Regions from separate parts of the Homo sapiens genome. Here region 2 is linked to region 1. Evidence: chromatin loops called from intact Hi-C (ENCODE). Cell type or tissue: breast epithelium. All regions are shown on one strand.

Region 1 (8,000 bases):
CAAATAAACCTTCGGAGAACGTCACTAAGCTTTTCCAGAGAGAAGACCCTAGATGAAGTTGGAAAAGAGCTCTGGCTGACTCCACCCACTGTCCCCAAGCATTAAAGGTGTGGCCATGAGTTTACAGAATTACCCACATTCCAGTTGCCACTGGGATGAAAAGCTTTGTGCTCAGAGCTCTGGGAATCATGGGATCACATGGTTACTGTTTACCCCAACAGCATGCTCTGTCTAGACTGGACCTCCCAGCCCCTTGTGTTGGGAAGGCAAAGCTTTTGTGGAGTCAGGGGGGAGACTGAGAAAAAATGAATTAACCCTGTGTTGTCATCCTCATGACATTCCTGAGGATTCACCAGGTTAGAAGTGAGGACGTTTATCTTTGTGATTCATAATTTTCATTTGTGAAGGCCACAACACTCCCCTTGAAATACAGGGCAGGAAAGAGCTGAGGTTCTTGGTGGTGTCTCCCATTCCCCTGGCTAATTTCAGACAGCTGTGGTCAAGGGATTTTACTTGGGATCAACTTTTCCTTTTTTCCTTGACATTAATTTTAGAGAAGTCATCAAGTCATGTGATTTGTTTAGCACATAGGTTTATTTATGGTTTGATTTTTTTTAGGCAGTTATATTACTAGATTAAGCTTGTGAGGGAATGAAAATGTTTTTTATTTGTTATCTACACACTCGAAAAAGAGAAACCAGCTGCGGTACTGTCCCATTTTTGTCATCAGCACCAGTGTCCGTCAGGAAGGCAGGTGGTGGTGCAGAAACATGATGCCTGGCTGATTTTCGTGGCTAAAGGGGTAGGCCTTATGTTGATTGGGATGCTCCCCTACAGCCTTACAGGTAGAATAGAAGGTGAGTTCTGGAAGTGCAAAGAAGCACCATTAAGTGCATCTTCTAGAAGTTGTACAGAAGGACTAAAGCTTATCAAGTCAACAAAGAACTTACCTTGGAGGATAGAGAGAGAGAAGGGACCAATTATGAGGACTGACATCCTGGCCACTCTCCTTAAAATAAACACTGACATTTTTCTTGCTTGTTCTCTCTGTACTCAAACCTGTGGCAAATTCATCCTAGCAACGTTATTTGACGAGGGGCATGAACATTTATAGTTGAAACTGTAGAAAGGGTCAGGTTGGAGGTGTGTAATAAAAAAGAATTACCTAGGTTGCCAAAGGTAATTTAGGAAGGGTCTGATCATTTAGATGAGAGTTCTTTGGGGCTTATTTTCTGGGTAAGGCTCATCTTTAAAAACTGGCTTCAGAGGGGAGAGGGGAGAACAATGAATTGGCTCTATTTTCTCTATTGGGAATTACAGGACCATTTTGATTCTTAGAATGTAAAAAGCATATCGCTAAGTAAATCATCCTGGAGGTCCCAAGTAGCTCTATGCCTGCAATCATGGAGACACAGGCAGACAGATAAGCTTCATGGGGAAGGCATGGGGCATCCTCTGTCTTGGGATTTGTATCCATGGTGGTCTGGTCCCTGCCTTTTAATCCGTCCTCTACGCTTGGGCTTTTCTGTTACCAAACAGCACTATCCCAGGAACTATTGTCTGCCTGGGAACACTCAGTAGGGAGACACTTTGGAGACAGGAGGTGATGAACCTTTTTATGTGCAGCTGGTATGATAGAAGGAAATTGGGAAAACTTGTATGCTAGGCACTTTTGTCCAGAGCCTGCTGTCCCATGGAGAAAAAGTTTTAAGCACTGAAAAAATTTGATTAATGTATTTAAATGTATTATTTGAAGCATCATTCACTTGTTGATTTTTACAATCCCATGTCTTAAAAAGGATGAATCCATGTTATTGTATTGTAAATAATTTAGATGATTAAAATGGATTGTTTAAAAAGTTTTAGATTATAGTTTTACTTTATTTCAGTGATATGTTTTATGTTTTAATTTATATAGAAAGTATACTTTATCAGAACTAGTTATCATCTTTTTCTGTCAGTACTCTGTATTTTAGGCATTTGTGTGGGGAAGAGCCTGCATGTGGCAAAGGATTAAGAGTTAAAGTCACACAGTTAAATTGGTAGTTGGCTAGTGGATGGGCAGTTCAGTTGAATTATCTTGAATGCTTTGATCCTTAAAGGTGAGAAAGAAGTAGGATTCAAGCCACATGGATAGAGAAAATTGACAGTCAGTTTATTTTAATGCTTTTACTCATCAAGACTGGTTCATATTGAGGGGAGATATCCTCAAAAACTTACACGAATCATGGCATCTTGACATCTTACCTGGCAGTGGCCCTGCAGTAGAACCATGTCCTAATTGGAGCTGAGATTTTTTTTTTTTTTTTTTTTTTGAGACGGAGTCTTGCTCTGTTGCCTAGGCTGGAGGGCAGTGGTGCAATCTCGGCTCACTGCAACTTCCACCTCCCGGTTCAAGTGCTTTTCCTGCCTCAGCCTCCCAAGTAGCTGGGACTATAGGCACACGTCACCATTCCAGCTAATTTTTTGTATTTTTGTAGAGACAGGCTTTCACCCTGTTAACCAGGCTGGTCTCGAATTCCTGGCTTCAAGTGATCTGACCGCCTCGACCTCCCAAAGTGCTGGGATTCCTGGTGTGAGCCACCACATCTGGCCTAGAGCTGAGATCTTAAAGTCAGAATGGAAGACAAAAAACACACTTGGCTAAAATTGCCCTTAAAAAATTCCCTAAATCTCCAGCAACTGGGCCACCAAGGCGAAAGCCAGGAATCAGCTTCTTTCGTTGCCTCCTTGTTTGATACATAGGCCCAAGGTCAGGAGCAGTGACTGAGTGAGGAAAGGGCAGAGAAGGGCTTGTGGTGAGAAGGAGCCAGGCGGAGTCAGGCCAGCTGGGTGTTCCTGCAGCTTTGCCCGGGCGGGGCAGCTAGAGCAAAGCTCAGCCAGCTTGTATCCTGTCCCCTCTTCAGTACACCACAGACCACAGAACTGGGGTTCAGACAGGCTTGTGAGAAGTTGGTTTGGGGGCTTGATGGGTCTGGAAGGAAAAGTCTGGTATGCTCGATTCACAGACCCTTGGGTGCAGGCAAGTTCCTTCCCATTGTCTACACTGAGAGAGTTGATGTGAGTTCCCATGCTGTTGGGAACACTTCGATTCAGCCTGGTTTTATGGCAGTTATGAGGGAGTTTTGTTGTTATGGACAGAGTGGATAGTTGGCTCACACCCACCTGTATTAGGAGATGCTAAGGAAAGCCCTGTGCTCTGCCGTCAGAATATATATTAAGCCAGAGTAAAACAGGCCAACTGCCACCTGCAAGTGGAAAAATGAATGAAGAATGAAAGAATTGACTCCTTCAAAACAAACAGCATAGAGTCAACCCTGCTTAAAATATCCAGAACAAAGCCCACTTGTTGAGCATTTTCTCTCTGGTATCCTCACCTCTGAACACTACAGAGGGCCCCCTGGTGCTCCTAGAGGCACGTGGGTTGCTGAGGAGGTGTCTGAACCTGACACCCTTCTAATGTGGAGGGCCCTTGAGGGAGCACCCTGTGTTGAGAGGAGGAGCTGTGCAACCACACTGCCTAGTGAAGCACAGGTGAAGTGCTCTCTTGTGCTGGCCTTGAACGCACTAGTGGGGAAAGGTCTTGATGCAGCTCAGCCAGGCCAGCTCCCTTCACCTGTTGGTGTCTGCCACAGAAGGAAGGACAAGAGGACAGAGGGTATAGGGACCAGCTTTGTTGGTGTCTGAAGACTACAAAGGGATTTCTGCATTTGCCCTTTGGACGTTTTAATAGCATTCTAAAAATCCCCCTCTCTCTAGAAGATACCCCAGGGGCACTTGAGAGAATTTCTGACCCTCTCTGCACAATGCTGTGAAATTGTTTATCTCTTAAATCACATACTTTTCAGATGAAACAGGGTAGGCAACTTGGTGTAGTGGGAAGAAGAGTCGACTTTTAATTTTGCAGAAACCAAAAATAAGTTGTGCAGAAACCAGAAAAAGATCTTGTGATGTGTGGTTCGAAATCTCTGTGATAGAAACCTCCCAGGTTCCTGCTGGCCAGATGTCTGATCACCGAGGAGCTCAGGGACCTCTACGGAGCTGCAGGGGCAGTCGAGAGCTCTGTTGAAGAAATGCTTAAGCAGAGAAAAAAATAAATACCAAGCCTCTGTGAAGCCCAGAACTAAGGCCTTTAAAAGTGTTATCTTGTACAACATATTACAGTTTAAAATCACTTTTGTATTTTTTAAAACAAGAAAGTTGCACTGTTGCATCTGAAACTGCTCTTGATTCCCCGACTCCTCACCTCCAGAGAAAACACTTGTTAAAGCCACATGAATCCCTAACATAGTACTTGTATTAATGATGACTCGTAGGGCAAACTATTTATGCAGCTTTTCCCACGTGAACTCATCATAGAACTTTTTTTCCCCCTGAAAATATCATGGGCAGAGTTACATAATGAAGAGACAGGAAAGTCTTTAGAGCATCTTCCATGCCCTGATATTTTAGTCTTTTAGGAAGAGATAAAGCATTGCTTCTTCCCTATCTGTTTAATGGAAAGGGAACTGTTTCTCATGCAGCTGACAGGCAAAGACACATCTTCCTCTCCCCTTTCCACCCCTCAAGCAAAAGGCAACAAAGTCATTAGAAGCTGGGCATTAAACAACTAAAATATACTGATATTCCTAGGGGATAGTCCAAGACACACCCTTAAGCTGGATGGACAATGGCTTTTATTTTCAATAGATTTGTTTTTACTTGGATTGAACAGGCTGGCCTGTGGGTGCCACTGTTGGGGTGTGTGTGTGTGTGTGTGTGTGTACTGGTTGAGGAGTTTATAGAACTTGCAAAGCAGATCCAAGTCATGTGACAGCAGCATCCCACTACATGCTTAAGTCAAGGAAAGAAAGGTCAGGGTCATAGGGTTTATTTTACACAAGTCGGCCACTTCCCAAGAGTGGCAAAAAGAACATGGAAGGCCCTCAGTGCATCCCAAAGGTGGAGTCCCTTTTCCAAGATTTTGAGATGCTTTTGTAAATTTACATTTATAGAAGTTATTTATGTGAGTTTTTAAAATAGCTTGGGTGTGTGGCATGGCCAGTGTTTCTCCGTTCTCAGAGGCTTCCTTGGAAGCAGCTGTATCTGGGTGTATATTGCACCCTCAATTTCCCCATAGCAACATGCCAAGTACGGTTGCATTTTCCAATGTCTCTGGGCTCATGTGAGGGTTCTTTTAAGGACTAGGTTCTATGATGGCCTTTAGAGAGAAGAAAGCTTCTGTTGTCCCCAGCACTTCCCAGGGATGCGGGAAGGAAAACGCCATTAGAAGGGAAGAAAATGCATGAGCAGGTGTGTACAAATTGTATTATGGGCGGCCAGACGGGCAGAGTTCCAATCATCCTGCAAATCCCTGTGGAACCTCTGGGCCCCACCGGAGTGTCCCAGCCTCTTCTGTGTCCCCTTCTCCTCACTGTGAAAGCACTGGGCCATGGGAAGCAGTGGGCTTCCTACGTATTTTCCCTGGGAGGCCCGAGCAGCAGCCACCCTGCTCTATATAGTGCAGTCTGAGGGGCATCCAGGGAGTAGGGGCCGTGTCAGGGCTCCCTCCTCACTGGCTGCAGCAGAAGGATCCCAACCACCCAGTTTTTCAGTCAGTCCCAGGCATCATGGGCCCCCGAGGAGCATGGGCACTCAGTGCCACTTACCAAGCATACCTACTCCAGGCAGAAGGCTCACCAGAGTCCAACTAGAGAGAGCAGGTGAGGTCTCACTCTGTAAGAGTGAAAGTAAGAGTGGTTCTCACTCTTGCAAAGTCCTCTGATGTGTCCACCTGTAGCTAGCTGAAGGATGTGTGCTTGCATGTGGTGTGTTTTAAGAACAAAACATCTGCACGACAGCTACGGGCAGTTCATCAACACAGGAGATCTTGAATAATAATCAAGGATTAATTAAGTTTAAAGCGTATCACATTTTGTACCAGTGTCAGAATCTGGGGGAGGAAGAACAATTAAAAAAGAATTAGGGGTTTTTATTGGTAAATCCAAATTCATTCCTAAATCAAATGATGAAAATATTTGTCGTTGTTAATACTCTAACCCATTTAATATGTGCCTGTCTCTTCAAAACACTAGGAAGCCCTCCACTCAGGTTGAGAGAAAGAATAAGAATTTAAATAGGGAATTAAAGCCTTAAATCCAAGAAACTCTATCCTTTGAGCTCCCAAATGAGCAGCATGGGATGAACACATAATACCATCTTCTGCAAAGAACTTTCTGTTTAGATAAAGAAGGGGGCTTTGGTGCGTGGCATGGGCTTGGTGACTTCACAGTGAGCCCTCACCCAACCCCCCTATTTCCTGCCAAGAAGGATGTTTTATGTTTCTCTCTCTCTCTCTTTTTTTTTTTTTTTTTTTTAGAACTTGCTCTCTTCCTGCACCCAGGGCTTTAGGAATCAGCCCGTTGCTTCTCTGTAGCAAGCATGAGGAGCCTCTGATGATCCCAGTCTTGGGTGACTCACTGTCTCTCTGTTGTGTCTCAAGGAAGGGAGGTGCAGCAGCATCCTGGCAGTCAGTGGTGACATGCGGAGAGCCCACGGGTCCAGGCGTCCTGGTGGTATTTTGGAAGGGCCAAATCTCTGGCTTTAGCACTTTGGAAACTTGTTGATCTTCCTTGGTCTTCTACGGCTATTCATTGCTTCTGGGGAATGGTGACTTGTGAATTTTTAGCAGCCTTTTCCTATCCCCAAAACCCATTTGTATAAGATGGGTTTGCTTCTGCTGATGCAACTACGTCTCTAAAATGTCCATCTTACACTCCCTATTGCAATTGAAGATCCAATATGTAAGAGGGTGGAGGAGGAAGTGAACATTTGTGACCTTTTGATTTGATATTCTGGCCATATGTTTAAATGGGGGTATGCTTCTGATTTTAAATCCAGCCTTCCCTTGTTTGATTTCTTTTAAATGTTATCTCTCTTTCAACTGTGTTGTCTTATTTCTATTTACTGCTTTCCCCCTCTCCTCCTTCCCAAATAACCCCTCATGCCTGTTATTTGGGATGCTCTTCCCAGGCTTTTTGTTATTTTTGTTTCTAGACCTTATTGCGGGAAGAGAATCGTGATTGTTTGGTTGCCTTCTCTTCATAGCTTACTCCATTTTTGTTTTGCTTGTGGCAGTTTCTTACTTATTGGAGTTCCTGAGCCATTATGTTCACTGATTGAGAAAGATTCATAAAGGCTATTTTTATGTGTTTTTTTTTTCCTTCCCTCCTGCTTTGCCTGGAGCTCCCCATGGCTGAGAGTTTTCTCCTGTGGCCGTGGTGCTGGCTGTCACGTCAGGTGCCATGGGAGCCTGCTTTGACACACAGACCCGAGTCAGACCTTAAAAATCAGGGCAAACCATCTTGCCTTGTTCCTCTAGTCACCATCACTTTTGTACTCTGGATTTGTCCTGCCTACCTTTAATCTGTGTCTCCAGCATTTATTTTTTTGTTTGTGTCATCGGGTTCCTGGTTTTCTTTTAAGACATAGTCAACTGTGTGGACCTGTAGGTTTGGGGCAGCAACCAATTCCATTGTTTTCCTTTTTGTCAAATCCAAGAGAAAATATACCATAAGGAGCTAGAAGATTCTAGTTCACAGCCTTTTGAATCTTCATGGCCTTTGAATCCTCATGGCCTCTGAAATCTGAATCAGTTTTCTCCCAGGAGGTCTCTGGGGGCTGAGCTGCTACAGGGGCAGAGGGTGGGGTGGGGTTGGGTGGGAGAATCATCCCGGCACTTCATCGTGCATGCTATTTCGGGCAGCATCTTTTTTTTTTATTTTATTATTATTTTTTTTCCTGATGCTTGAGTTATGAATGAGGATGACCTCTGCAATCATGATGTCTCCCATAGACTCTGTTCCTTGTTCCTTTGCCAGCTTTCTCATGCATGGTCCTAACACTTCCATGATTTAATCTGCTGCAGACCATAGTCTTCAGCCACCTCAGCAATAACTTGTTAGAACATTAAAAGGAAGTAAATTGAGAACAACTTGTTGCCATCCCATTTTCATTAGAAA
Region 2 (8,000 bases), 670 kb after region 1:
GTAGGTGCTGTTGTGAGGCAAAAAGAGATAACACCTGAAAAGCACTTAGAATAGTGCCTGGCTCATGCTAGTGCTCCATATATGTTAGTTAGTATCCTAAAGCCTTTTCTCTTACCTTTGCCTGCTCCCCTGGACCTCACAGCAGCCCGTGCTTATCTCCTCATTCTTTCCCTAGTCTGTCTTCCTCTCTGGTCTCAAAGATGCTTGCCAAGGGGGCATGACCTTGTTGAAGTCATGTCTGCTCCTACCTCCATGTGCACAGAGTACACAGTCAAAGGCAAGTGAAGAATGACTGTATGCCCTTCCACAACAGCTCTGACCCCTAACCCAAAAAAAGAGGCATTGATGCTGGGGCTTTAGATGCTGAGAAGGCTGAGATGGTGGAGGGGGTGTTGACTCCATCTTGGGGTATGAGTGTGAATGAACTCATCTGAGGAGGCCACAGAGCCTCCCAGATGATGACTCTTCAAGCAGAGGCTGAGCCCTCAGTCTCTGAGCCTCTCACCCGGAGCCCTCTCACCTGCCCAACTGCTTGCCTATACACTTCTCTGACAAGAAGGCAGAATCCTGGAATTGTAAAATGTCAGAGACAATAGAGACCTCACTCAATCACTTCATACTTCATTTCACAATGAGGATCTAGGTGCAGAACGCAGTGGGGACCCTCTTTGACAGCTGCCCTGGCTTGGGGCCTTGAGATAAGCTAATCATTGACTAAGGGCCTTCTGAGACATGTCAGCCCAGGTCCCTGCCAGCAGCTCAAGAGGGAGAAAACTGTACCATTGACGCCAAGGCATTAGTCAAGCAGCCTGGCCCATTGTTGCTATAGGTGAGGTTCAAACTCAATTCAATCAGTTCTGATAACCTCCAAATTACTTTTTAACTTCCTAACGACCTGAGAACAGGGACTTCGGCTCTTCAGACAAAAGAGGGTATGGAACTTCCATATCCCCTCTGGAGTGAGCTTCCTTTGCCTATGAGCTTCCCCTTGGCAGGGAGTTGGAACTGTCCACACTCTGCTTCCCAGAATCCCTCTTTAATTGTTCAGGACCACCACAGTACTTGGCATCATCAACTCTCCTCAACCTTAGAATTCGGTCTGAAACTGGGCCAAATCCAATGAACTGAACCGTGTCCCCTAGTTTTTAATGGATGAACCATTATTTCACATTCATTCTTACCTCATTCATTAACCCACACTCATCTATTCATTCCCTCCTTCCTTGGAGAAGCCCCATCTATCCATTCACTAGATATTTATTGGGCACTTACTGGCAGAAATGTTGCTACGATCTGGGATTATAATCATGAATGAGATAGACACAGTCCCTGCTCTCTTGCAGTTTATGGTCTAATGGAGGGAGAAAGATATTAAATCACTGCCCAAAGTAATTATACACATATTTCTCATTTAATGTGCTTTGCTTTATTGCACTTCACAGATACTATGTTTTTTACAAATTGAAGGTTTGTGGCAACCCTGCATTGAGGAAAACTATTGGCACCATTTTTCCAACAGTGTGTGCTAACTTTGTGTCTCTGTGTCACATTTTGTAATTCTCACAATATTTCAAATTTTTTCATTATTATCATTACAGCTGTTATGGCGATCTGTGATATGTTAGTACTGTAATTGTTTTGGGGCACCATGAACTGGGCCCATATATGATGCAAACTTAATTGGTAAATGTTGTGTGTATTCTGACTGTTCCACTGACCAGCTGTTCTCCCCTCTTTCTATCTCTCCTTGGGCTTTCCTGTTTCCCAAGACACAGCTATTTTGAAATTAGGCCAATTAATAACCCTACAATGGCATCTAAGTGTTCAAGTGTAAGGAAGAGCTGCGCTTTAAATCACTTTAAATTTCACTTTAAATCACAAGCCAGAAATGATTAAGCTTAGTGAGGAAGGCCAAGATAGGCTGCAATCTAGGTTTGTTGCACTACACAGTTATCCAAGTTGTAAATGCAAAAGAAAAAATTTCTTGAAGGAAATTAGAAGTGCTACTCTAGTGAATACATGAATAATAAGAAAAACAGCTTTATTGCTGATATGAAGAAAGTTTTAGTGGCCTGCATAGATCAAACCAGCTACAACATTCCCTTAGCCAAAGCCTAATCCAGAGCAATGTTTTAACTCTCTTCAATTCTATGAAGGCTGAAAGTGATGAGGAAGCAGTTGGAGAAAAGTTTGAAGGTAGCATAGGTTGGTTCATTAGGTTTAAGGAAAGAAGCCATCTCTATAACATAGAAGTGCAACGTGAAGCAGCAAGTGTTGATGAAGAAGTTGCAGCAAGTTATCTAAAAGATGTAGCTAAGATAATTGATGAAGATGGCTACACTAAGCAACAGATTTTTAATGTAGATGAAACGGCCTTATATTGGAAGAAGAGACCATCTAAGGACTTTCCTAGAGCAAAGTCAATGCCCTGCTTCAAAGCCTCTAAGGGTAGGATGACTCTCTTTTTAGGAGCTAAGGTAGCTGGTGACTTTCAGTTGAAGCCAAAGCTCACGACCATTCTGAAAATCCTAGGGCCCTTCAGAATTATGCTAAATCTACTCTGCCTGTACTCTATAAGTAGCAAGGCTAGGTGTGGTGGCTCGCGCCTGCAATCCCAGCAATTTTGAAGGCTAAGGCAAGTGGATTGCTTGAGCCCAGAGCTTGGAGCCCAGCCTGGGTAACATGGTGAAACCCTGTCTCTACAAAAATTAGCCAGGTATGGTGGTGCATGCCTGTGGTCCCAGCTACTTGGGAGGCTGAGGTGGGAGGATCACCTGAGCCTGGGAGGTTGAGGCTGCAGTGAGCCAAGATCATGTCACTGTACTTCAGCCTGGACGACAGAGTGAGACCCTGTCTCAAAACAAACAAAACAAAGCCTGGATGGCAGCTCATCTGTTTGCAGCATGGTTTACTTAGGCCCACTGCTGAGACTTACTGCTCACAAAAAAGATTCTTTTCAATGTATTACTACTCATTAACAATGCACCTGAGATCTCTGAGGAAGATGTTCGAAGAGATGAATGTTGTTTTCATGCCTGCTAACACAACATCCATTCTGCAACCCATGGATCAAGGAGTAATTTCAACTTTTCAGTCTTAGTATTCAGAAATACATTTCGTAAGGCTATAGCTGCTGTAGATGGCGATTCCTCTAATGGATCTGGGCAAAGTAAATTGAAAACCTTATGGAAAGAACTCACCATTTTAGAGCCACTAAGAACAATTGTGATTCATGGGAGGAGGTTAACATATCAACATGAACAAGAGTTTGAAAGAAGTTGATTCCAACCCTCATGAATGACTTTGAGGGGTTCAAGGCTTCAGTGGAGGAAGTCGCTGCAGATGGGTGGAAATAGAGAATTAGAATTAGAAGTAGTGCCAGAGGATGTGACTGAATTGCTGCAATCGCCTGATTGAACTTGAATGGATGAGGAGTAACTTCTTACGGATGAGCTAAGAAAGTGGTTTCTTGAGATGGAAACTAATCCTGGCGAGGATGCTGGGAACACTGTTGAAATGACAATAAAGAATTTAGAATATTACATAAAGTTAGTAAAGCAGCAGTAGAGTTTGAGAGCATTGACTCCAATTTTGAAAAAAAGTTCTATTGTGGGTAAAATGCTATCAAACAGCATTCCATGCTACAGAGAAATCTTTCCTAAAAGGAAGAGTCAACTGGTGCGGCAACCTTGATTGTTGTCTTATTTTAAGAAATTGTCACAGCCACCCCAGCCCTCAGCAACCACCACCCTGATCAGTCCAGGGTGAAGACAGGAATCACTGAAGGCTCAGATGATCATTAGCATTTTTTAGCAATAAAGTTTTTTTTAAAAATTAAGGTATATATATGTATTTTAGATATAATGCTTTTGCACACTTAATGGTGTATAGTCTAAACATAATTTTTATATTCCCCGGAAACAAAATTCGTGCGACTCATTTTACTATGGAGGTTTGAAACCCAACCCGCAATATCTTCGCGGTATGGCTGTAATTGTGACAAATGCTGCAAAGAAGAGCAGAGCATGAAGGGAGGTGGCAGTCAGGAAGGCCACACTGATTGGGCCACACTGATTCAGCGGAGGCCTGGAGGACCACAAGACCCAGTCAATGTGTGTTGTGTGTGGTGGAGGTGCTAGCGGCCGAAGAGGGGTGCTGGTCAGGGGATGCAGCAGGGTGGTCCCAAGGTACCGAGAGCATATCCACCCTGGGGCCAATGAGCCCAGGGCACTCGGAGAAGGGGGAAGAATCTCCACAGGGTGCAGAACCGGCAGGCTCTGTGCGGGTTAGGACTTTGACACATCGGTGGCACTGAACCCCTCTCACGCCAGCCGGCCCAGCCACGCTTGTGTCCGGGGCCAGCCCACGGGGGCCACGCAGGGCTGCCGGATGGACAGGCAGGGAATACGGGCTCTTCCTCGGGAGGAGACTGGCTTGCCCCTGGGAAGTCAGCCCACGGGACTGCCCTCCTCTCCCTCCCGAGGGGCTGGGGACCAGCAACTCAAGCCAACACCGGGAGCGGGCGGCACGTCCCCTCCTCGCCCCTTCGGTCCGGGAACTGTCAGGGGCCGGGGCGGGGTTACGATGGTGGGCTAGGGGGCCAGGTAGGACCAAAGACACACGGAGGCGGCCTCCGGGACAGCCAGAGGGCCCGCGGGCGCTCGGGAAAGGGGCGGGTGCACTTCCGGCCCCCGAAGCCTCAGCGAGGGAGTCTCCGGGAGGCGCGGCGGGGAGTAGGCAGTGTGTTGCTGACCTCTGGCGGTCGCTCTGCGGCACTTCGCACCTTCTTTGTGCTCAGGAGCGGTGAGTGTCAGTTCGGCGGCTGAGCCCCCAGTAAGGGCGTGGTTCCGGGCCAACGGGAGGACGTGCTGATGGCGCTGCTTTCTTCCTTCCCCACCGCAGCTGTTTCCGACTCGCGCGCTGAACCCACCACTACCCCTCGGCCCACGCCCCTGGCAGTTTTCACGGCATAAGCCCGGCAAGAGCATCATTTTGGTTGTCCTGGGGGGTTTTGGGGGTTAGCTCCTTTATTGCTAACCTCATTTGCACATTCCATGGTGGGCAGGACAGTGGATTGAGTTTTTTACACTGGGCCCTAGTAGTTCCATGTTCCTGTCTGATGTCATGACTTCTCATTCTATATATGGCCCAGAATTTTGAGCAACTGGGCACTGACCTGAGGATTCTATTTATCTGCTGTGGTTCCTTTACTGGGGTTCTCCGCTGTGGGTTCTCTAGTCCGGATGCACTAGCTCTTCCCTGAGTCTTGTTTGCCCCTTTTTCTAATTCTGGATGATATTGACTGCTCCCCCAGTATGTGCCACCTCTTGCTCACTGCCTCGCCCCCAGCAGTAAGTAGTACCATTGAAATGGAAATACAGGGGAGAAATTATTTCACCCTGCCTTTAGAGCAGGTAATAATCGTTTCACTTAGGGCTTATGTATGGCTCCTTTTTGTTTCTTTCTAGCTTTCCAGGTTCCTTCTGTTTTTCCTGGAGGGGAAGGAACCCCCTCCATGGCAGCCTGGGTTCTTGACAGCCTGACTCAAGGGTCACTATGCTTACTGCTAGCCTGAATCACATATACCAGGTTGTCGTAGAACCAGTGTAGGACATAAAAGGCAAACCTGGGTTCTTGTCCCAACTTTTCCACCAATTTATGGCATGACCCAGAACATTTTGTTTTACCCTTCTGGACCTTTATTCTGATGTGTCAAAATAAGAGGTACTGAATTTGACGTACTCGCCAGCAGTGAGATGCTATTATAAAGGTATTGGGTTGTACATTCACTAATTTGCCAAGAGATAACGAGGGCATATAGTGTGAGAGGGTGGAGGGATAGGGTGGGAATTGGAATGATTGGCATTGAGCTTCTAGCCAGGGGATGGCTCTATGCTGATCATTTCCATCGCCACCAACACCATCACCATTCTTATTTTGAGAACTTACCTTGAGCTAATATTACACGAAATTCACGTATTTTGCCATCTAACCCTTATATCAACCCGGTTCAGAGATTCCGTAGAAGAACTCACAGGACTCAGAATACAGTTGTAATCATGACTAAGATTGATTACAACTGGATTGCTGGTCCCTAGCCCCTTGGGAGGGTGGGGAGGGCAGCCACGTGGGCTGAATTCCCACGGGCAAGCCAGCCTCTGCCTGAGGAAGAGCCAGAATTCTCTGCCTGTCCATCTGATGGGATACATAACCAGATCATAAGGGAAAAAGACATAGGTGGAGTCTGGAGGAATCTATGTGCAGGATTCCGAGTTCTTTCTCCCTGCCAGGAGAGATCACACAAAGCTTACTCCTCCTAGCAATGGAAACGCAGCAACATATGTGCCATGTTTCTAACTAGGGAAGCTCAAAAATTAGTCAGTGCCCAAGGTTTTTATCGGGGGACTGGTCATGTAGGCACCTTCTGCCTAGCACATACCAAAATTCCAGACTCCTAGAAGGAAAGCAGATATTCATTATAAATCATGTTTGTACAAATAGTCAAGGCATAACGAACTACTCTTATTGGTTAAGTGTTGACTGGACGCACTTTGAAAGTGAAGTTCCCAGACACTAGCCAGGGGCCTACCTTGCAAGCAGGCCTTTTTTTGGGTCTCTGACTTGCTATGTTAGTGATTTTATGCACCCAACCATATGAAGCAAAAATGCCCTCATTTTACAGAGGAGAAAATTGAGATTTCAAGGGCTGGTAACTTGTCTAGAGTTGCACAACTAGCAAGTGGTACAACCAAGAGTCTAATCACTCTGTTTACTTCAGAACTTCAGCTCTTCATCCGCTGCCATATTGCCAGTCCCAGGGCCTTCCTCAAGTCCTTTGTCTTTGTTCTTTCTGCCTGAAATGTTCTTTCCTTAGCTATTTGCATGACTGGTGATATGGTTTGGCTGTGTCCTCACCCAAATCTCATCTTGAATTGTAGCTCCCATAATTCCCACCTGTTGTAGGAGGGACCCAGTGGGAGATAATTGAATCATGGGGGCGGTTTCCCCATACTGTTCTCGTGGTAGTGAGTAATTCTCATGAGATCTGATGATTTTGTACTGGGAAACCCCTTTTGCTTGGTTCTCATTCTCTCATCTGCCACCATGTAAGACATGCCTTTCGCCTTCTGTCATGATTGTGAGGCCTCCCCAGCCACGTGGAACTGTGAGTCCATTAAACCTCTTTTTCTTTATAAATTACCCAGTCTCGGGTATGTCTTTATCAGCACTGTGAAAATGGACTAATACAACTGGTTTATTTTATTTATTCATTTTTTAAGAGATAAGATCTCACTATGTTGTCCAGGCTGGCCTCCAACTCTTGGCCTCAGGCAATCTGCCTGCCTCAGCCTCCCAAGTAGGTGGGACTACAGGGATGTGCTGTATGCCTCGCTTGGTTTCTTTCAATTATTCACTGCCTCAACTCAGATTACACCTTATAGAAAGGCCCTCCCTGACTACTCTATGTAAAGTAGTCTCTTTTTAAAGTACTTTGTATCATTAACCTATTTTAGTTTCATCAAAACATTTATAATTATGTGAAATGATCTAGTGTCTTTCTTTATTCTCTATATCAATTTTCATCCAGTCGCAGTGGCTCACACCTGAAATCTCAGCACTTTGGGAAGCTGAGGCGGGCTGATCACCTGAAGTCAGGAGGAGTTTGAGACCAGCTTGGCCAACATGGTGAAACCTGTCTCTACTGAAAATACAAAAATTAGCCGGGTGTGGTGGCGCATCCTGTAATCCCAGCTACATGGGAGGCTGAGGCAGGAGAATCACTTGAACCTGGGAGGCAGAAGTTGCAGTTAGCTGAGATCGCACCACTGCACTCCATTCTAGCCTGGGTGGCAGAGGAAAACTCTGTCTCAAAATAAAATAAAATAAAATAAAATAAAATAAAATAAAATAAAATAAAATAAAATAAAAAGAAAAAGTCAATCTTCCTCAGTGGTGTGCTGGTAAATTGGCACTGTAAGAAAAAAAAGTCTTGATTGGTA

What was found. A loop is a pair of places that touch in the nucleus more often than their neighbours do. Peaks named below come from ENCODE experiments on the same cell type or tissue, not always from the same donor. Only the 100,000 strongest peaks of a DNase experiment are listed, where the experiment ranks them.
Region 2: a loop joins it to region 1, with 7 times the contacts of the local background. A loop is called at or near these places in 1 of 110 quality-filtered maps.

Annotation. Positions count from the first base shown.
Region 1 is chr3:42,210,762-42,218,761 of GRCh38, forward strand. The region is part of intron 14 of TRAK1 (trafficking kinesin protein 1); the gene reads left to right. Among named protein-coding and RNA genes, the nearest start is that of CCK, 51 kb to the right of the region's middle. RefSeq lists enhancers at 2,354-2,855, 3,812-3,921. In breast epithelium, no CTCF peak of the experiment used is centred here; no DNase peak of the experiment used is centred here.
Region 2 is chr3:42,876,403-42,884,402 of GRCh38, forward strand. No RefSeq gene overlaps it. Among named protein-coding and RNA genes, the nearest start is that of CYP8B1, 4.5 kb to the left of the region's middle. RefSeq lists an enhancer at 4,575-4,869 and a silencer at 4,908-4,957. In breast epithelium, a CTCF peak has its summit at 4,768 (motif pointing left); a DNase peak (open chromatin) is centred at 4,769; H3K4me3 peaks cover 1,189 bases; H3K27ac peaks cover 849 bases.